2 separate regions of the Homo sapiens genome follow, and region 2 is linked to region 1. Evidence: chromatin loops called from intact Hi-C (ENCODE). Cell type or tissue: endothelial cell of umbilical vein. All regions are shown on one strand. Links, peaks and the distances in the headings refer to the core of each region. The heading gives the core; the rest is flanking DNA.

What was found. Peaks named below come from ENCODE experiments on the same cell type or tissue, not always from the same donor. Only the 100,000 strongest peaks of a DNase experiment are listed, where the experiment ranks them.
Region 2: it touches region 1 in a loop (18-fold over the local background); 1 of 110 quality-filtered maps calls a loop at or near these places.

The regions. Positions count from the first base shown.
Region 1 is chr2:238,457,065-238,467,627 of GRCh38, reverse strand. LOC107986003 (a long non-coding RNA gene) reads left to right here and starts at 6,765. Exons shown (of 2, transcript XR_001739969.2): 1 at 6,765-10,563. In endothelial cell of umbilical vein, for the core only: a CTCF peak has its summit at 4,617 (motif pointing right); a DNase peak (open chromatin) is centred at 4,647.
Region 2 is chr2:238,303,819-238,314,381 of GRCh38, reverse strand. No RefSeq gene overlaps it. Among named protein-coding and RNA genes, the nearest start is that of TRAF3IP1, 11 kb to the left of the region's middle. In endothelial cell of umbilical vein, for the core only: no CTCF peak of the experiment used is centred there; no DNase peak of the experiment used is centred there.

The DNA of each region.
Region 1 (10,563 bases), core at 2,102-7,101:
TCTTTAGAAGGTGATTCAGTCATGAGGTCTCCTCCCTCAAGAATGGATTTGTTCCCTTATAAAAGGGCTCCAGGGCTGGGCACAGTGGTTCATGCCTGTAATCTCAGCCAAGGGGCTGGGAGGCTGAGGCAGGAGGATTGCTTGAGCCCAGGAGTTTGAGACCAGCCTTGGCAACATAGTGAGACCCCATATCCACACAAAAAAATTTATTTTTAATTATCCTGGTGTGGAGGTACATGGCTGTAGTACCAGCTCCTCAGGGGGGTAGAGGTGGTGGGGATCACTTCAGCCTGGGAAGTCAAGGCTGCAGTGAGCTGTGACTGCACCACTGCACTCCAGCCTGGGTGACAGCGTGAGACTCTGTCTCCAGAAAACAAAATGGGGGGGCAGCTCCAGCGAGCTAGTTAAGTGCCCTTCCTCCCCCTCTGCCATGTGAGGACACAGAAACGAGGTACCATCGTAGAAGTACCTGGCCCTCACCAGACACTGAACCTGCCAGTGCCTTGATCTTGAACTCCCCAGCCTCCAGGACTATGAAAAATAGCTATGATTTTTAATTATCCAGTCTCAGGGACTGTGTTACAGCAGCAGGAATGGACTAAGACACATAGATTAGGATATTGTGGGGGCTTTTGACACATAGATTAGGATATTGTGGGGGCTTTTTTAAAGTTTTAACTCAGAAGGGTAAAACTTATCTCCTTCTAGTGGTCTTAAGAAGTAGAAGGCTTTAGAGCTACTCGGGCAGAGATCAGCTACGGGTCTCTACACAAGAAGGACCCACCACCCCCCCTCCAGCACACCTCCCTACCCTGGCTGTTGACCTGTACTTGTTCACTGATCACCTCTGCCGCCTCCTCCAGGCATGAAGATGACAAACCTGTACACAGACCCTTCCCCCAAATGTTTGTTGCTAGGCATGTCTAAGATTACAGGCCTCTGGTGAGAGATTGGGGTGGGGTCACCACTCAGCTGGGAGGGGAGGGAAAGGTTTCCTGGCAGAAGCAGCATCTGAAGTGGGGCATCCAAGAGAGAGGAAGGGCCCTGCACAGCTGTGCAATGAGCAGGCCGTGTGGTCAGGGGAAGTGCACAGCTCTCCATGCTGGGGCCAGGAGACAGGGCACAGGGCTGGCTGGCCACAGCAATGGGTTGGGAAGGCGAGGGCCAGTGGATTGGCAACCCTCCTCAGGAAGCTTCTCAAGTCTCTCCCCAAGTCCTCCATCCTGCTGTTACCTGGTTACTGGGACATCAAATGTGGTTTGCACACCTGGAATTCCGATTGGGTTTTACAAGCCGTGAAATGTGAGCTCTCAGCGCAGCACGACCTCTCCCGCCCGGGGCCCCTCGGTCCTCTAGAGCCGCCCTGGAGCCCAGGGCTCACCACAGCTTGGCTCAGAGCCCAACTGTGCCTTCTAACGCAGTGTGGATATCCTGTTTGGGATTTCAAATCCATAAATGCACATTTCCCAAAAACCCCTTCCCAGGGATGCTGGATGGCCAGACTCCCACGTACAAGACCTGCAGGGAAAGCAGCCTGGGAGAGCCACAGGCAGCCCGGGGCGCGCGGATGGCAGGGTCTCTGCAATGGGCTCCCCAGAGGCTATTTTAGTCCACAAAATGAATTCATTTTTGTTGAAAAACATCATTCACTCATTCCTTCACTGACCAGCATTGATAAAGCGCCTACTATAGGAAGGTTCTGAGAGGGACAAGGACGCACAGCAAACGAACAGGCTGCCTCATTCCAAACCCAGGCCGCTTGCTTCTGTAGAAAGCATCCGTTACTCTTCTAATCCACTCTTAGTTCCTCAACGAACAGGCTCCTCTTCAGCTCAGAAGGCATAGGGCACGGCATGAGACAGGCCCTGGGCTTGGTCCTGGCACCGCCAGGGCGGGGGCCCACCACAGCCAGCTGTGTCTCCTCACCTCCCTAAGCCTCAGTGTCCACAGTGAAAGCCGAGACTGAGCTAGACTCCACTGGCTGCTCAGGGTCTGAAGGTCAAAGCCGGAGTCAGCCCTCGCTGTTGCTGCTGTTCTGACATTCACCGACCCTCAGGTTGAAGTCTCAGAAGGGCCATGAGTCCGTTCTTCCCTGGCGCACGTAAGACAGGTAGGGGCTGACTCTGCCTTCTGTTCCTCTCCAGGGTGACTGTGCTTTCACATGGCTGTGATGGAACCAGGAGACATGATATGCAGAAGACTGGTCCCTGGAGAGCAGAGACTGAAAACACTGGAAGAAGGAGGGTGATGATCACTGCATGCCTCCTGCCTCCACAGGCAGAGGTGAAAGAAGAGGAACCTGAAACTGACCATTAGAATATGGGGCCCAGGAGACCCCGGTCAAAAGCACAGCATTCAGAGATCCAACAGTGGGAATACATTGGAACTCAGGTTTCCAACTGATAATCTAATCTTCAGGGGACCCACCTTGTGTATAAAGTTCTCTTTCCTGTAGGAAACAAAGAATAGCTTAAATACCTGAGGCCTTGATTCCGTTAGGCCTGTAACATCTCCTGACTTCCACCAACAGAAGCTGGAGTACCTGGGGGTCACAGAAAGCTTCTTTCCTAATTTTTTTAAATGTACATGAAAGTGAGTCACATAGGAAAAGCCTGCTGGGATTGTCCAGGCCATGCACTGTGTGGAAGAGGCAACTGCATGATAGAAATCCTGCATTTCTGCAATGCCAAGAGACATGGGGTCCACATTTTACCACCTCTGATGCCAGGGTGCGTCACACCAGCGATGGCGGTGTCAACTGTGATTGGCATAGTCAGTGATGTCATTTATCAACACTGGTATCCCGGATGCAGTGAAGCGTGGGCCAGACATGATGCTCCGTGTCTGAGCTGCATTGCGTCGTTTATCCCTCACAACATCCCACAAACGACATCGCATTGGCAGCCCCACTTTGCAAATGAGGAAACAGAAGCTCAGTCAGCTATAAAACGCTCCCAAGGCCCCCCAGCTAGGGCATATTAGCACCATAATCTTAGCCCCGCTGGCTCTGAAGCCTCAAGCTCTAACTAGGATGCCACAGCACCACCCTCATTCAGGGTCCTGGGTGTGGCGGGGAGCGGGAAGAGAGGTGGAGGAGCCATGACAGCCAGTGCTCACTGAGCATCTCTCAAAAGACAGGCATCGTAAGGTGCCTGCCTGCTGGCCCATCCAGCTGTCCTAACAACCCTACCAGGCAAGCACTGTGTTATGCTTCCCATATTGAAATGAAATTAAGAAAACAATCCCATTTACAATAGCACTAAAAGGAATAAAATACTTAGAAATAAATTTAACAAAAAAGAGCAAGACATGCACCCCCAAAACTATAAAACATTACTGAAAGAAATCAAAGAAGACCTAAATAAATTGGAAGATATCTTGGGATAATGAATTATTAGACTTAATATTGTTAAGATGGAAATATTCCCCCTAATACTCAATGGATTCAACACAATTACTATAAAAACCCCAGCTGCCTTTTTTTGAAGAAATTGACAAGCTGATCCTAAAATTCATATGGAAATGTAAGAAACCCAGAATAGCCAAAATGATCTTGAAAAACAACAAACTTGCAGTACTCATACTTCATGATTTCAAAACTTATTACAAAACAACAGTAATCAAGACAGTATTGTATTGCCATAAGGTTAGAAATACATCAATAGAATTGAGAGTCCAAAATAAAACCTTATATTAATGGTCAATTGATTTTCCTTTTTTTTTTTTTTTTTTTTTGAAATGGAGTGTCCCTCTGTCCCCCAGGCTGGAGTGCAGTAGTGCACTCTTGGCTCACTACAACCTCCACCTCCTGGGTTCAAGCAATTCTCCTGCCTCAGCCTCCCGAGTAGCTGGGATTATAGGCACCCATCACCACCCCCAGCTAATTTGTATTTTTAGTAGAGATGGGGTTTCACCATGTTAGCCAGGCTGATCTCAAACTCCTGACCTCAGGTGATCCACCTGGCTTGGCCTCCCAAAGTGCTGGAATTACAGGTGTGAGCCACCACACCCAGCCATGGTCAACTGATTTTTGACAAGGGCACCAAGACAACTCAATAGAGGAAAGAATAGACTATTCAACAAAAATAATTGCTGGGAAAACTGGATATCTACATACAAAAGAATGAAGTTAGGCCCCCTACCTTACACCATATGTACACATTAATTCAGAGTGGATCAAAGACATAAAATGTAACAACTAAGAGACTATAAGACTTGGAAGAAAGCATGGGAGTAAACCTTCATGATCTTGGATCGAGCAATGGATTCTTAGATCTGACATCAAAAGCACAAGTAAAAATGAAAAATAGATAAGTTGGACTTCTTCAAAATTAAATGCCTTTGTGCTTCAAAGAACATCATGAAGAAAGTTAAAAGAAAACCTACAGAATGGGAGAAAATATTTGCAAATCAAATATCTGATAAGAGAATCATATCCAAAATATATAAAGACCTCTTCTAAGTAACAATAAAAAGACAACTCAATTTTAAAACGTGCAAAGGATCTAAACATACATTTCTCAAAGGACATATGTAAACAGCCAAAGAGCACATGAAAAGATGTGTGGTAGTATCACTCACTAGGGAAATGCAAATCAAAACCACAGTGAGATACCAATTCATCCCCACTAGGGGGAGTAAAATCAAAAAGACAGACAATAACAAGTGTTAGCAAGAATGTAGGGCAATCAAAACCCTTGTGCATTGACAGTGGGAATGTAAAATAGTTCAGCCACTGAGAAAACCAGTTCAGCAGTTCCTCAAAAATTAAATATTGAGTTAATATATGACCCAGCAATTCCATTCCCAGGTATATACTGAAGAAAACTGAAAACATGTATCTATATAAAACTTTGTACCCAAATGTTCATAGCAGCCTTATTTGCAATAGCCAAAAAATAGAAACAACCCAAATGTCCATGGACTGATAAATGGATAAACAAAATGTGGTGCATCCACAGAGTAGAATACTATTTGGCCATGAAAAGGAAGGAAATTCTGACACATGCTACAACATAGGCAAACCTTAAAAACATCATGCTAAGTGAAAGAAGCCACTCACAAAAGGCCACATATTATATGGTTCCATTTACATAAGTATAAATGGGATAGATAAATCCATAAACACTGAAAGCAAATTAATTGTAGCCGGGCCCTGGCAGGGACAGAACTGGGGTGTGAGTGCGAATAGATATGAAGTTTTTTGTTGGGGGTGATGGAAATGTTCTGGAATTAGACAGTGGTGATCAGCGCACAACTTTGTGGATACGCTAAAAACTGTTACACTTTAAAGTAGCATACTTTAAAATGGTGAACTTTATGGTGTGTGATTGTATCTCCACAAAGGCATGTAATTCGCTGCCACCAATGGCATGGCCTTGCTCAAGAACTCTGGAGGAGGTCCAGGCATGGTGGCTGACACCTGTAATCCCAGCGCTTTGGGAGGCCAAGGCAGGAAGATCACTTAAGGCCAGGAGTTTGAGACGAGCCTGAACAACATAGTAAGACCCTGTCTCCACCAAAAACAAAAAAATTAAAAATTAGCCAGATGTGGTGGTGAGCAACTACAGTCCTAGCTTTCCGGGAAGCTGAAGCAGGAGGATCGTTTGAGCCCAGAAGTTCAAGGCTGCAGTGAGCTATGATCGTGCCACTGCATTCCAGCCTGGGTGGCAGAGTAACACCCTGACTCAAAAAAAAAAAAAAAAAACAAAACACCTCTGCGGGTGGGAGGTGCTGTACTGGGTGTCTCGTACTGTGGCTCGGTCTTGTCCAAGACTCCTCAAAATATTTGTGTATCTCCCATACCCCAGGGCAGTACTCACGTAGTGGACATTGATCCTTTTGAGGAATGGCTAGCAAAACCAAGACTGCCTTGATCCCCACAGCTGTCGCTTGTCCACTGACTCAAGTCCCATCACAGTCCTCCCTCCCCCACCAGCCCACCCCTGACAGTGTAACTGGAGCAGTATTTCTAAAATACAGATTGGGCTGCATTACTTCCTTTCTTGAAACCCTCCAGCTGTTCCCCATAACCAGTCCTAGTTAAATGGCCTCATATTAGAATCCACTGGGAGGGTTTCTAAAACTATTGAGGCTCAAGCTCAACTCCCAGAAATTCCGATTTTACGGCTGTGGTCAGCAGGTAAGAGGCTCCCGGGGATGGCCACATCCTAGTTCACAGAAGCTGTGAATATGCTGCTCTAACTGGGGTTGCCGATGGAATTAGTGTGGCTATTCAGTTGCCCTTAAGAGAGGGAGATCATCCTGGATGATCTGGTTGGCCCAGTGTCATCACAGGGTCCTAAAAAGTGTAGGAGGGCAGCAGAGTGGAGCTCAGAGTGATGTGGTGTGGGGAGGACCCCCAGCCAGGACTTTGTTGCTGGCTGTGAAGATGGAGGAGGGGGCTACAAGGCAAAAATGTGGGCAGACTCTAGAAGCTGGAGAAGGCAAAGAAATGGAGTCTCCCTGGCATTTCCAGGAAACACACAGCTCTGCCCACATCTTGATTTTGGCCCAGTGAGGCTCATGTGGGGCTTCTGACCTATAGAACTGTAAGATAACAAATCTGTCTTGTTTTAAGCCACAAAGCTTGTGTCATCTGTTAGTAACAATAGGAAACTAACACACAGTTGATCCAGACAATGCCCAGGCATCGGGAGCTTTTTAACACACCTCAGGCACTGTGCAGCCAGAATTAAGAACCACTGACCAATGGTAATATTCCTCAGCTTTCAGCATTCACAAACACAGACTTCTCATTTTAAATAGACATTTTTAATGATCACCCATTTTAATAAATAAAACGTTTTTTCATTATTGTCAACTACCTCACTTTCATTTCTGAGAGGGATGAAGGGATGACCTTTTTGCACCCTTCACCAAAGCATCTGTGTCTGGTTCAGTGATGGCTAAGTCCAGCTAAAGCACAGGTCTCACTTCCAGGCAGTTTCTTTGCTTATTCTTTTTTATTCCTTTTTTAAACTAAATCAGAAAATTTTAGCCTACAGTTACAGGTTTTCAGAAATGACACCCATCTGTGAGACGTTCTGAACATTTGGATCAAACGTGATGCTAAACCTTTGGAGCTGTCCCTGAGGATGACTTACAGCGTCATCAGACACCACACTGGCCCCCCTCGCAGCCTGGAGACTGGGACAGAGCGGATTGGGGGAATGGCAGCAGATGGATTCCTTGTTCACTCTTTGAAGCATTTCACTCTAGAAAATATTTTCTTCATGTTCTGTAGCTGCATTTGGACATGATTTTTAAAATATGCCAATAACATCAATTTCTCCAACAAAAGGCAGTGGGTTAGAAAGAGCCCTTGTAAGAAATCCTGGTACTAGCCAGGCATGGTGGCTCACACCTGTAATCCCAGCACTTTGGGAGGCTAAGGCAGGTGGATCACTTGAGGCCAGGAGTTTGAGACCAGCCTGGCCAACATGATAAAACCTCATCTCTACTAAAAATACAAAAATTGGCCAGGCATGGTGGCTCACGTCTGTAATCCCAGCTACTCAGGAGACTGAGTATCACTTGAATCCGGGAGGCAGAGGCTGCAGTGAGCTGAGATTGCGCCACTGCACTCCAACCTGGGTGACAGAGACAGACCCTGTCTCAAAAAAAAAAAAAAAATCCCATTACCTGACATCACCACCAATTGTGGTCTCTCGCCTTGAAGCAGAAGGTTCACACCACTCCACGTACTGGATCCATCAATGAGGCACGCCCCAGGAACAAGCCACATGGCTCTAACTGCTTATTTGATTGTTTGACTGAAACTTGAACTCAGAAATGACCTACACTTAACAAGGTTGAGATGCTAGAGCTTTCCCAGCATGGAGGAGGGATTCCAGAGGCGTAGGGAGATGGGACCATTGGACTGGGTTTAACATGTGTGACCCGCACACCTCTCTCTCAACTACACACTGCAAGAAGGCTCCAAAGCACTCTCACTTTCACTTGGGCACTGAGAAATGCCTGGGAGCACCTGCATCCCTGAGAAGCTTTGCAACTGCTCTCTTTGGCAGGCAGGTGCGATGGCAGGGACACTGCCACTGAGCTGGGCTCTCTGATTTCAATGGGGATGATAGGGTTCCAAAGGAGCAGAGGCCAAATGCCAGGACTTGACCAGCAAAGACCAGGCGGCTGCGTCTGCCAAGGGAGGGAGCAGACACACGCTGGGGATCAAAACACCCTGGTCCGCAGGGCTCTTTGCCAGTGGCTAATTGAACATGGTATCCCTAGGAATACAAGAGGACTGACTGACGGAATAAAGCAGAAAACCTTAGGTCTGGGAGCCAAAAATCTGACTTGAGTCACAGCTGTGGATAGCAACAGCCTCTCTCCCAGTTCCCAGACCTAGCTCAATTCACAGGCCAAGATTCTTGAAAGTAAGGCTGGGTCCCCTGAGGAAGAAGCCTGCAACACTGCTTCAAGCACATGACACGCCTCCTCCTCCAGCCTGCAGATCATTCCCCAGTGCTCTGCCGGGATCCAGGAGCACACCTTCCTTGCCAGCTGGCACAGGGCTGATGAGCCTGTCAGTGGGCGGCTCTGGAGGGACACTGGTAAGAGGAAGGGGTTTCTCTTCCTAGTTCCACTGTGCTTTCCTTCCTTCCGACTCCCTTGGCACTCGCGGGTATGTGGGACGCCAGTGGAGTTTACCTCCAGCAGGTTTCAGCAGCACCCAACACGGAGCATCCTGGCTGAGTTCTGCGGCTGTCCCAGGCCTCCCAAAAAGTTCAGCTGCCCCACAGGCAGCCGCCCAGCATTCCCCGGGAGCCCAGCCTGCTCCAGCTTCCCAGCAAGTCCAAAAGCATGCCCTGCAAGCAGCTGTCCCGCAAATTTCTTTGGCATCCCAGCAAGTAATTTCCTGCCCACAGCTTCACCCTACCAAACATGAAGCCCTGGCCCAGGGCAACCCAGTGAACTTCTCCACCCTGGACTAGGCTGCTTTCGATTATTCGCTCCGCCCATGAGAGTGGCTGTGGGACACAGGTCTGGAGGTCCTCAGCATTTCTGTGCACTGTCATCTCACAGAGCAGCTACTGAACATGTGTGAATGCCCGGTTAGAAGGGGCACCTCCCCTAGGTTTGCTGCAGTCTCCCCCACTCCCAACTATTCAGACCTAGTATTCCTGCACTATGACTCCTACGTGGCCCCAGCAAGTCTTACCATCAATGACACCGCCCACCAGCTTCTGCACTTCAGGGCACCTGGCTCCTGGCAGTCCCAGGGAAAAGCTTCCCCACACGGAACTGGAATGTGTGAGACACATCCCTGGATACAAGGGACCAAGCTCAGGATGCCCCAAGACGTGCTGGGACTGTCCTACCAACCACTCTCTCCTCAGGGTGGCCTGGGCCCAGAAACAATCCTGACATCCATCCAGGCCACAGCACTGAGCTGCACACAGAGCCCTTCAGTCATTCCCAGGTCTTACGCAACAAACTTCAGCCAAATGGACTGAGAGCTCTTCCCTGTATCCTATTGCCTCCACACCCCATCCCTACCTCCAATGATGGCAGATCCCAGTTCTGTTCTCAGCCACTCCACATAATAAACAAAAACCCCCAAGTTAAAGGTAGCCTAATGAGGCAGGCAGTTCCCTTAGAAGTTTGAGGTGGAAGCCAGACAAATCCACCCAGAGTCATATGAGGCCAGCAACATCCATGAAAAAATGTAAACCGTCCCTGTGAGCCACAAAAAGACCCTGGCTAAGGTCCCCTTAGCCGAAGCTAGGTCATGTCCACGCCCCATCCATCCAATCAGGGAGAAGGGAATGGGGGCTCAGGCTACGTGGGTTTCCCTCAAGGGACTGGAAAGAGCATAGTGGGGTGGCTCAGGAGTCCCCGGCAGCTGGTAGAGGAGGACAGTGATATGACTCTGGCAAGGGCTCTGGGCAGGCTGGAATATGCCATGTAGCTCCTGCAAGCTTCCCACAGACCCAGCACCATGCATGAGCAGCACCCAATGTGGACATGTGAACAGAAGTTCAACTTCTGGCTAAGGCTATCCCCACAAAGGCTGCTCTCAAGGCCATCCCCACAAAGGCTCTGCTCTCAGATCTCCTCTCTGGCATGCGCTGTTAAGTCAAACAAGGACAGTGCACATTCCCTGCACACCTAAGGTCCTCCTCCAGCCAGAACTTTCTAGTGCAGAGTGAGGTGGGGCCCTTGGCTGAAGGTTTCCTCACACTGGCTGCACTCATAAGGACTGGGTCTCTGGTGAACATTTATTCCAGTGCTGAATGAGGAGGTCTCTGTGGTAGAAGGCCTTCCCCTATATCTGCATTCATGAGGTCTTCCTTGGATGGGATTTTGCCGAGGGTGAGAGGCTGGACCTGCAACTTAAAGCTCTTCCAAACAGGCTGTACTGAATGGCTTTTATGCAGCGCAAGCCTAGGATTTGGCAGGAGGTTCCTTCCATTCATTGCACTCCGAGCAACGCTCTGGGTGATGCACATTCCAGGACTAAATCATCAAGCATTTTGAAAATTCCATTCCATTCCCTCCTGCCAAAACCCCCCAAGTTAAAGGTGGTTAGGGTTAGGGTATGGT
Region 2 (10,563 bases), core at 3,115-8,114, 150 kb after region 1:
GAGATGTTTTGAAATGAACAGTTTCTGAATGAATGATAACCATGGCCCTGACTCGCTCCAGGAGAGAGAAGCCACAAAGCTTCCAATGTGTCTTCCAGGCCCTGCCTCCCCTCACCGGGAGGCAGACATTCCCAGAGACAAAGGCCTGGGGAGGCTGACTTGGCCCCACCCTGAACTCCATTTCTACCAAGAGCCCAAGATGTGGGTCAGGCTTTGGGAAGGGCTGGGGAGCAGATACCAGGTCAGAGAAGTGCAGAGCTGCAGATGGGCTCACCAGCCCTGGATCCACAAGGAAGTGGGGTGGGGGGTCACTATGGAGCAAATGCATGTCCACTGGGCAGAGACAGGGGAACTAGGCCCAAGAGGCCCAGCAGAAACAGAGTTCCATCACAAGCAGGAAGTGTTTGCTGTGACTGTCGCATCTGCTTCCCCAGCTTGGGGTACAAAAGAAGGTCCCCCACCTTTCTGAAATCCAGCTCAGATATTCTCACCCCCCGACCCCCGTCACTGAATCTTTATGTCTGCCTTGTGCAAGCTGGACGGCCCTCTGGGTCCCACAAAGGGTATGGGGGTGCAATACATAGCGAGCAGACCATAATACTTGGAGCTCTCCCCCATGGGCAGTCCGAGGGAAAGATTCACTACCCTCCCTCTCACAGGCCCTCAGGCCCTTCCAGGAGGGTCCCATGACTTTGAAGGGGCAGGGGCCTGGGTCCCATCATCCACCAAAGGCCTCTGAGCCACCCATGCCAATTTCCCAACAATCTTAAGCTCTGCTGGTAAGTAGCCACTCTTGGGTGAGGGGTGTAAGATTCTGCCTCCCCAGGCAGCCCAAGACACCCTTCCTTTGCCCCAGTCAATGCAAAGATGACACCAGGAGGGTGGAGCTGGGGAATCCTGCACGCCACAGGCCCCAACCACATCTGAGAAGAGAGACCACCATGAGTAAGAAGTTTTCAGGTGTCTCAAGGGAGCCCCTACTTATACTCCTGGCAGATACTCTCCACTCTGATTAAGTTACACAGAGCACGTTTTATTATTTTTGTAATTTAGTTTTATATTTTTGCCATGTCATTTATTTTTTCTTCCCCTTCCCTGCAGCTTTACAAAGGTATAATTGGCAAATAAAAATTGTATATATTTACAGTGTACAAAATGATGTTTTGATTTATGTATATATTGGGAAATGATTAAAATAAGCAAATTCATATATCCATTTCCTCTCATCTTTTTTTGCAGTGAGACCGTGTAAGATCTCTCTCAGGAATTTTCAAGTATATAATTAATACATTATTACTAACTACAGTTACCATGCTATACATTAATCTCCAGGATTTACTCAGCCTGTCCAACTGAAATGTTGTACCCTTTAACCAACATACCCGCATTTCATACACACAAACACTCCCCAGTCCCTGACAACCACCATTCTACTCTCTGCTTCTATGAGTTCAACTTTGGATTCCACATATGAGTTGAGATCATGCAATATTTGTCTTTTTGTTTCTGGCTTCTTTCTTTCTTTCTTTCTTTCTTTTTTTTTTTTTTTTGACATGGAGTCTCGCTCTGTCGCCCAGGCTGGAGTACAGTGGTGTGATCTCAGTTCACTGCAACTTCTGCCTCCTGGGTTTAAGTGATTCTCCTGCCTCAGCCTCCCAAGTAGCTTGGATTACAGGTGCCCGCCACCACGCCTGGCTAATCTTTGTATTTTTAGTAGAGACGGGGTTTCACCATGTTGGCCAGGCTGGTCTTGAACTCCTGACCTCAAGTGATCTGCCTGCCTCAGCCTCCCAAAGTGCTGGGATTACAGGCGTGAGCCACTGCACCTGGCCAGCTTATTTCATTTAACATAATGTCCTCTATGTTCATCCATCCAAGAAAAGGACAGAATTTCCCTCTTTAAGGCTGACTCGTATTCCATGGTGTGTAAATCCCACATTTTCTGTATTCCATTTATTTGCTAATGGACACTTAGGTTCATACCATGTCTTGGCCATTGTGTATAATGCTGGGATGACCATGGGAGTACAATTACCTCTTTGACATACTGATTTCATATCCTTCAGGCATCTACCCAGAAGTAGGACTGCTGGATCATAAGGTAGTTCTATTTTTTGGCCAGGCACAGTGGCTCATGCCTATAATCCCAGCACTTTGGGAGGCCAAGGCAGGCGGATCACTTGAGATCAGGAGTTCGAGACCAGCCTGGCCAATGGAGTGAAACCCCGTCTCTACTAAAAATACAAAAATTAGCCAGCCGTGGTGGCATGCGCCTGTAGTCCCAGCTACTCGGGAGGCTGAGGCACGAGAATCACTCGAACTCAGGAGGTGGAGGTTGCAGTGATCTGAGATCATGCCACTGCATTCTAGCCTGGGCAACAGAGTGAGACTCAGTCTCAAAAGTAAATAAATACATAAATAAAATAAGGTAGTTCTATTGGTAGTTCTTTGAGGAACTTTTATATTGTTTTCAATAATGGCTGCGCTAATTCCCATCCCCACCAACAGTGTATGGGGTTCCCTTTCTCCATATCCTCACTGACATTGTTATCCTTTGTCTCTTTGATCATAACTTTCTCCCACATGTGAGATGATAATGACTTGTGGTTTTAATTTGCCTTTTCCTGATGATTGGTAATATTGAGCATTTTTTCATATGCCTGTTGGCCATTTATCTGTGTGCCTTCTTTTGAGAAATGCCTATTTGAGTCCTTCACCCATTTTTGAATTGGGTTATTTGTTCTCCTCGCCATGGACTTGTTTGAGTTCTTTATATATTTTGGATATTAACCCTTTATCAGATGTATAATTTGCAAATATTTTCTCCCATTCTGCTCATTGTCTCTTCACTCTGCTGATTGTATCCTTTGCTGTACAGAAGCGTTTTAGTTTGATATTATCCCATTTGCCTATTTCTGCTTCCACAGCCTGTACTTTTGGGGTCCTATTCAAAGAGTCATTGCCCAGACCACTGTCAAGAAGGTTTTTCCCAATGTTTTCTTCTATGGTTTTATAGTTTGGGGTCTGAAATTTAAGTCTTTAATCCATTTTGAGCTGATTTTTGTATATGGTGCAAGATGAGGGTCTGGTTTCATTCTTTTGCATATGGATCTAGTTCTCCCAACACCGTTTATTGAAGAAATCATCATTTCCCCAATGTGTGTTCTTGGCATTTTTTTTTTTTGAGGCAGAGTGTCACTTGCCCTGCGTCCAAGACTGGAGTGCAATGACACAACCATAGTTCACTGTAACCCCAAGTTCCTGGGCTCAAGCAATCCTCCTACCTCAGCCTCTGAAGTAGCTGGGATTACAGGCGTGTGCCACCATGCTCAGCTAATTTTTTGTCTGTTTGTTTTTGAGATGAAGTCTCGCTCTGTTGCACAGGCTGGAGTGCAGTAGTGCGATCTCGGCTCACTGCAACCTCCACTTCCTGGGTTCAAGCGATTCTCCTGCCTCAGCGTCCCCGAGTAGCTGGGACTACAGGCATGTGCCACCACGCTCGGCTAATTTTTTTGTGTTTTTCGTAGAGATGGGGTTTCGCCACATTGGTCAAGCTGGTCTCAAACTCCTGACCTCAAATGATCCACCTGCCTCAGCCTCCCAAAATGCTGGGATTACAAGCGTGAGCCACTGCGCCCGGCCATCAGCTAATTTTTATTTTTTTTTGTAGAGATAGGATGTTGCTATATTGTCTAAGCTGCTCTTGAACTCCTGGGGTCAAGCTATCCTCCCACCTCAGCCTCCTAAAATACCAAAATTACAGGTGTGAGCCACTACCTCTGGCCTCTTGGCACTTTTGTTGAAGGTAAATTGACTGAGCCCTCCAACCTGAAATATCCCACCTGCCACTCCCTGAAAGCCTGCAGTTGACTCCCACTGACCCCAGGAGTCCTCCTCCAAGCTCCGGCGGTGCTGTCCAGCTCCCCCTGGCCCATGCTTAAACAAGGGCATGACTTTCCCCAGCTAGTGCACAAGGTCCAGGAAGGCTGGGACAGGGTCCATATGTCTCCTCAGGGCACCCCATGAATACTGGCTGCATGAACGTGTGGGTGCCTGAAGGAGGAAGGAGGAAGTCTTTAAAAAGGAGTGGCGCAGCCGGGCGCCAGAAACAAAACCTGGCCAGGCGCAGTGGCTTACGCCTGTAATCCCAGCACTCTTGGGGGACGAGGCGGGCAGATCACGCGGTCAGGAGATCGAGACCATCCTGGCTAACACGGTGAAACCGCATCTCTACTAAAAATACAAAAAATTAGACGGGTGTGGTGGCGGGCGCTTGTAGTCCCAGCTACGCAGGAGGCTGAGGCAGGAGAAGGGCATGAACCCGGGAGGCGGAGCTTGCAGTGAGCTGAGATCATGCCACTGCACTCCAGCCTGGGTGACAGAGCGAGACTCCGTCTCAAAAAAAAAAAGGCGTGGCCCTCTCAGCTATGGCTGCCTTGGCCCTGTGGTGGGTGCTGTGCCACTCAGGGCTGAGGCCCACACTGCCCCAGCTGCCAGAAGCAGTGATCCCTGTGGGCTCACAGCCAGGTTCCCTTCTGGGGAGACTTAGCCAAAGGGGCCTACTGTGCCTCCTGCTCCCTATGGGCACCCGCATTCAAGGGCTGATGGAGTTGGGGGTGCAAACCCAGTTTCCCAGAGATCTCTACCCAAGAGAGTTGCTCTCAGAAGTGGTCAGAGGAAATGGACCCTAAATTGAGATTTCGGAGCTGAATCACCACTGACCGGCTCAACTGAAGCCCCCAGGGTGGGCGTGAGAGACCACTGTCTCAAAAACAAACAAACAAACAAACAAACAAACTAGAATCCCCAGATTCTCCTGAATCATCTGGACCTACAGAGGAGGCCCACTGCTCCTGTTAAAGGCTAGCACCCCCTTTCTTGAAGTGTTTTATATAGAGAGAATGTGTGTGTTATAGTTGGGGGGCGGGGGGAGAGAGAGAGAGAGATGTCTGCCTTGCAAGACAATGCATGCGTTTTTCAGGATCTATGCCAATATCCCCCTCCTGACACCAGACCAATCATGAGGGTCAAACAACAACATAACCTAGCTAGGACATGCTGGCCTGCTAAGGGAGGGAGGGACTCTATTCCGAAGGAACTGCAGGATCTGCCTAGCATGGACCAGCAAGATCCAGGAGAGCACATCCAGGACTGCATCCCAAGAGTGCTGGACCCAGCAGGGGACAGAATATAAAGACGGATAAGACAAGAGTTGATGAATGTGGGAGGACTTTCCGTGATAGAAGCTTGTGACCCTGGCTGGGTCCCAGGGAGACAGTGCTAATGGGCTGTTAGAATGGCTCTTGGACACCTGCAAAGAGCTATGGCCTTCACTAAGTGAAGGAAAACTTCCAGCCCCACCATGGAGGATGGTAGGGAAATGAGCCTACTAGAGCACATACGTGATGTTGGGCCAGCAAACCTACCAGCCCACTGTGTCCTGTGAGAGGGCTCGGAGGTCACTTCATTTACCAAAGTGACAATATTTGGCATGTAATATTGGTTTTTATAGCCAAGAGTGGCAAGGTCAGAGTGGTAGCCAGGAAGACCTGACATGCAGAGAGCTATGCGGCCGGATAATACAACAAAATGTTCCTAGGGACCAGGGGAATGAGCAGTCAGCAAGGGTGTGGCCGAGCTTTCGAAACTAAAATAAATCAAACATGGATGAGCAGGAGGCTGAGAGTGGCTGCCCCAGTCCCCCGCTACAATCCCTTGCCTGGTTTTGGACCTAGAACTCATTGAAAGGCCAGGTTCCCAACATCACTGCCGGTGCAGGGAGCCAAAATCTCCCCCACAGTCCTTCCCCAAAGAAACCTAAGGCCACTCATTCAAGTAACTATACACAGGGAGGGGGAATACAGAACCATTTCAAGGACTATTGCACACAGAATCCTGGGGACATGGAGCATCATCTTGACTCCTGTTAAAGGGAGGGCATACGGGGTCAGGTGATAGAGCCCTAGCCCCACTTTGGATTTTGGTAGGTCCACAGGGTCCATGGAGCCACCTGGTGGTCATTTCCCGAGCCCTCAAATGCAATGATTGAAGTGGACACACTTGGCATATGGGGTAACCCCATGTTGGCCAGATACTTGGGATTGTGGAATAAGAGCTATAGACCTGGGAAGCTGAGTGGGAATCCCTGACACTGCCCCTCCCCCAGCCAAGACAGTAAATAAAAACCAATATTGCATGCTGAAGAGAGTTACAGCAATTATAAGGGACGAATAGATTCCACTGTTAAAACCTGAAGGATGCAGGTATACTTTCTCCCCATTATAGAGTCATTTAATTAGCCAAACCCCTGCAAAAACCACATGGATCCTGGGGATTGACAGTGGAATACTGCAAACCCAAACAAATAGGAGCCCCAATTGTGGTATCTTTGCTATAGCAGGTCAACACAATCTCAAGTCCATGGTAGGAAGCCAATACATTCATTTCCATCCCTACTTAAGAGGAGAACCAGAAGCCGCTTACATTCATTTAGGATGGATAAGAGTACACATTGGCTGGGCACGGTGGCTCACACCAATAATCCCAGCACTTTGGATCTGAGGTGGGCAGATCATCAGATCACCTGAGGTCATGAGTTTGAGACCAGCCTGGCCAACATGGTGAAACCCCATCTCTACTAAAAATACACAAAATTAGCCGGGTGCGGTGGGCGCTTGTAATCCCAGCTATTCAGGAGGCCGAGGCAGGAGAATCGCTTGAACCTGGGAGGTGGAGGTTGCAGTGAGCCGAGATTGCACCACTGCACTCCAGCCTGGGCAACAGATTGAGACTCCGTCTTAAGAAAACAAAAAAGAAGAAGAAGAAGAAGAATACACACTGATTGTCTCACCCCAGGGCCATATTAACTCTTTTCCCTCTTTCCTAATATAGTCTGGATGGACCAGACACTCTGCACAATGCTGCACTGGTTCAGTATACTGATATCCTATTAATTAAACTGGATGACCAGATTGACGAGGAGAAACCTCAGAGGCCTTATTAAGGTGCGTGTGCTGCAGAGGGTGGGAGAGAAACCCTGTGAAGTTCCAGGCGTCTGCTGCATCGGTGAAGTTTTTAGGGGCCCAGTGGTTGGAGCTTAACAGGCATCTCCACAGTGAAGGAAGGACTACATTGTGTACTTCCCACCACTAAGAAGGACCACGAGGACTGGTCGCCTCTGTGGGTTCTGGAGGCAGCACGTGCCACACTTGGGAATACTGCGTGGTCACATTTACCAGGTGGTGTGAAAGGCTGCCAGCATGGGGAAGAACGCTGCAGTGGGCACAGGCTATGGTGCTAGCAATCCAGCAAATTAGGCCAAATGATCTGGAAGATGCTATGGTTCTAGAGATACCTATGGTGGAAAAGATGCCTTGTTGCTTTAAATCTCTGAGTGTGTGATAACTTCATGGCAAACCCCCAGTGGGAGAATCACAACCTGGACCCTGGGGGTTCTGGAGTAAGGCCACGCTATCTGCAGCAAAGGAAGACAGATGCTGGTATGCCTCTGCACCCTAGCAGAGCGGAAGACACCAAGCGGTGATCACACCACTAGAGCTGCCTGCCTTGAGCCGGGCTCTGCCAGGGCCTCCAGGGCATAGGTCAGGCATGCTCGACAGAAATCTATGATAAGATGAAAGGGCACATCCAGCACTGGGCTTATGCAGGGCCAGAGCCACAGATAAACTGCACAAGACCCTCCTATCATCTGCCTCTGTTGCACCACTGGAGGTCCCTCACCTTCATCACTGCTGTGTTGGGTGGCGGTGTCACTTATGACCACCTAGTGGAGGAAGAAATAGGCCGAGCTTGGTTCATGCATGGGTTGGCTCAGTGTGGGATGCAAAAAATGCCTAAAAATAGATAGCTGCTGCACTGCAGCCTCACTCCGGGGCCTCCCTGAAAGGCAGTGCTGACAGACTGCCTCTCCCAATCTCCCCATGGACAGAAACTTGGTGTATTAGTTCATTGTTGCTGCTGTAACCAATTTCCAAAAACTTGGGAGTTTAAAACAACACAAATGGAATCTCTTACAATTCTGGAGGTCAGAGCTGAAACTGGGTGTTACTGGGCTGAAGTCAAGGTGTGGTCAGGGCTGTAATCCTTCTGGAGGCTCTAGGGGAGAATCCATTTCTTCTCCTTTTTCAGCTTCTAGAAGCTACCTGCATTCTCTGGCTCATGCACCCTTTCCAGAAACGACATCATTTTAACGTCTGTTTCTATGGCCACGCCTTCTTCTCGGACTTTGGCCCTCCTGGCTCCCTCTTCCACTTTTTTTTTTTTTTTTTTTTTTGAGATGGAATTTCGCTCTGTTGCCCAGGCTGGAGTGCGATTGTGCGATCTTGGCTCACTGCAACCTCCACCTCCTGGGTTCAAGTGATTCTCTTGCCTCAGCCTCCCGAGCAGCTGGGATTACAGGTGCCCGCCACCAGGCCCAGCTAATTTTTTTTGTATTTTTAGTAGAGAGAGGGTTTCACCATGTTGGTCAGGCTGGTCTCGAACTCCTGACCTCAGGTGATCCACCCGCCTCAGCCTCTGAAAGTGCTAGGGTTACAGGCGTGAGCCACCACACCCGGCCTCCCTCTTTCACTTATAAGGACATTTATGATTACATTGGGCCACCCAGATAATCCAGGATAATGTTCCCATCTCAAGATCCTCAATGTAATGACATCTGCAAAGTCCCTTTTACCCTGTACCAAAACAGATGTACAGGTTCCAGACATGGGCGTGTGTGGGGGCCCACCGTTCTGCCCACCATGCTTAGGCAGTACACGTAGCTCTCCATTTTGTGTAGAAAGAGAAGTGGCTTGGCATAAGAATATGTTCAGACCCATGGACAGCGGCAAAAGACGGCTGTTGCTGCTCTGGGCCTGGAAAATTCAAAGGTTGGGGACCAGGAGTTTAGTGGAAGGGTCATGCATGCAGCTAGGACCATGGGAGTGGACAGGCATGTGAAGGTCTCTGTATCCCTGCTAACAGCCACCAGAGAGCACCACCATGGAAAAGGCACCCAGCAGCCATGTAGGAAGATGCTTTGGCCGTTCGGAGTCAGCCTGCCTCTGTCATAGGCCATTCAGTGAGTAGCAGTGGTGGCAGGGTTGCAGGATGGTGTGGGCCTGACAGTATGGCCTCCAACTCGCCAAGGCTGAGTTAGTTCCAGCAACTGCTAAACATCCAGCTTAACAGCAAGACACCAAAGCTGAGCTCCCAGCAGAGTGCCACCGGGAGGAACTCAACTGGCCACTAGGTGGAAGGTTGATTACATTGGACTTAAACTCAATTATATTGCCCTAAAGGTGAGGCAGTGATTCATTTTGACTGACCCAAAGTGTGGATTTGGATATCCCAAGTGTGGATTTGTCTTTCCTGCCCTTACGAACACTATCTGGAGGTTTATAAAATGTTTGATCGATGGATATAGAATACCACATAACATTGCTTTGGACCAAAAAGACTCACTTTACAGCAAAGGATCTATGGTGTTGGGTACATGACCGTGGGCTCCACTGGGCCCATTCCTTACCATGCCGTTCAGATGCTGCCAATCTGGGTGAGTGATGGAGTGGTCCTCTTGTTAGCTCTGCTGAGGAGAAAATACCCTTTGAGGATGGGATTCCATCCTTTAAGACACAAAATATACCCTAAATCAGTGACCATCATAAATTGCTGTCTCCAGCTGATGAAAGGCATGGGTCTGGGAACCCAGGAGCAGAAGCAGGAACAGCCCCCAACCATGACCTCCAGGGATCCAGTTGGTGAATTTGAACTTCTCGTCCCCTCCATGTTGTGCTTTGCAGGTCTAGAGGCCTGTTCTCTAGAGGGGGAACACTGCCACCAGGGGATCCAGTGGACAATAAGCGATGGCTGTCACTGGTCACTCAGGCTCTGTGCCAAAAGACGAGCAAGCAAGGAAAGGAGTCGGTGTCCCAGCAGGGGTGACTGGCTCTGATCCTCAAGAGCAGGAAGGGCTGCTGGAACCGGGGTGGAGGAGAATCACCCTGGCACACAGCTGGCTTCTGGGGCATCACTTGGCACGCTCCTGCCCAGTTTTGGTGGGAAATGGACAAGCACAGCAGTTGCAGCCTGAAGAGCGTGTAGTGGCTGGGATGAGGGTTTGTGTCCTCCTGCCAGGTGGGTGCCCAAGCGCAGCAGAGGTGCTAGCAGAGGAAGTGGGGAATCCAGACTGAGCAGTAGATGACAAAAATCAGCTATGGTCATCCCACTAGCCTTCCTCCTACCTAACCCAGCAAAGAGACAAACCAGAGTCAGTCCTGGGAGGGGACGCTTCAGATGGGGTCCTGGAAATTTTCCAGGAAGAAAGGACGGGGGAGTTCACTGGAGAGCCATGGCCGAGCTTCCTTCCCACCTGCTAAGACTTCACCACTTCTCTAAAACACAAACCCGGCTCAACTGGTCGCCTATACAAACCTAACAAAGGCTTCGTCGGCTGCAAAAATATTGTTGCTGAAAATGGGTCAGTCTTTTGATGCCAGTGAAAGACGCTGGTCCCTGCTGATAGCACACACACACACACACACACACACACACACACACACCCCC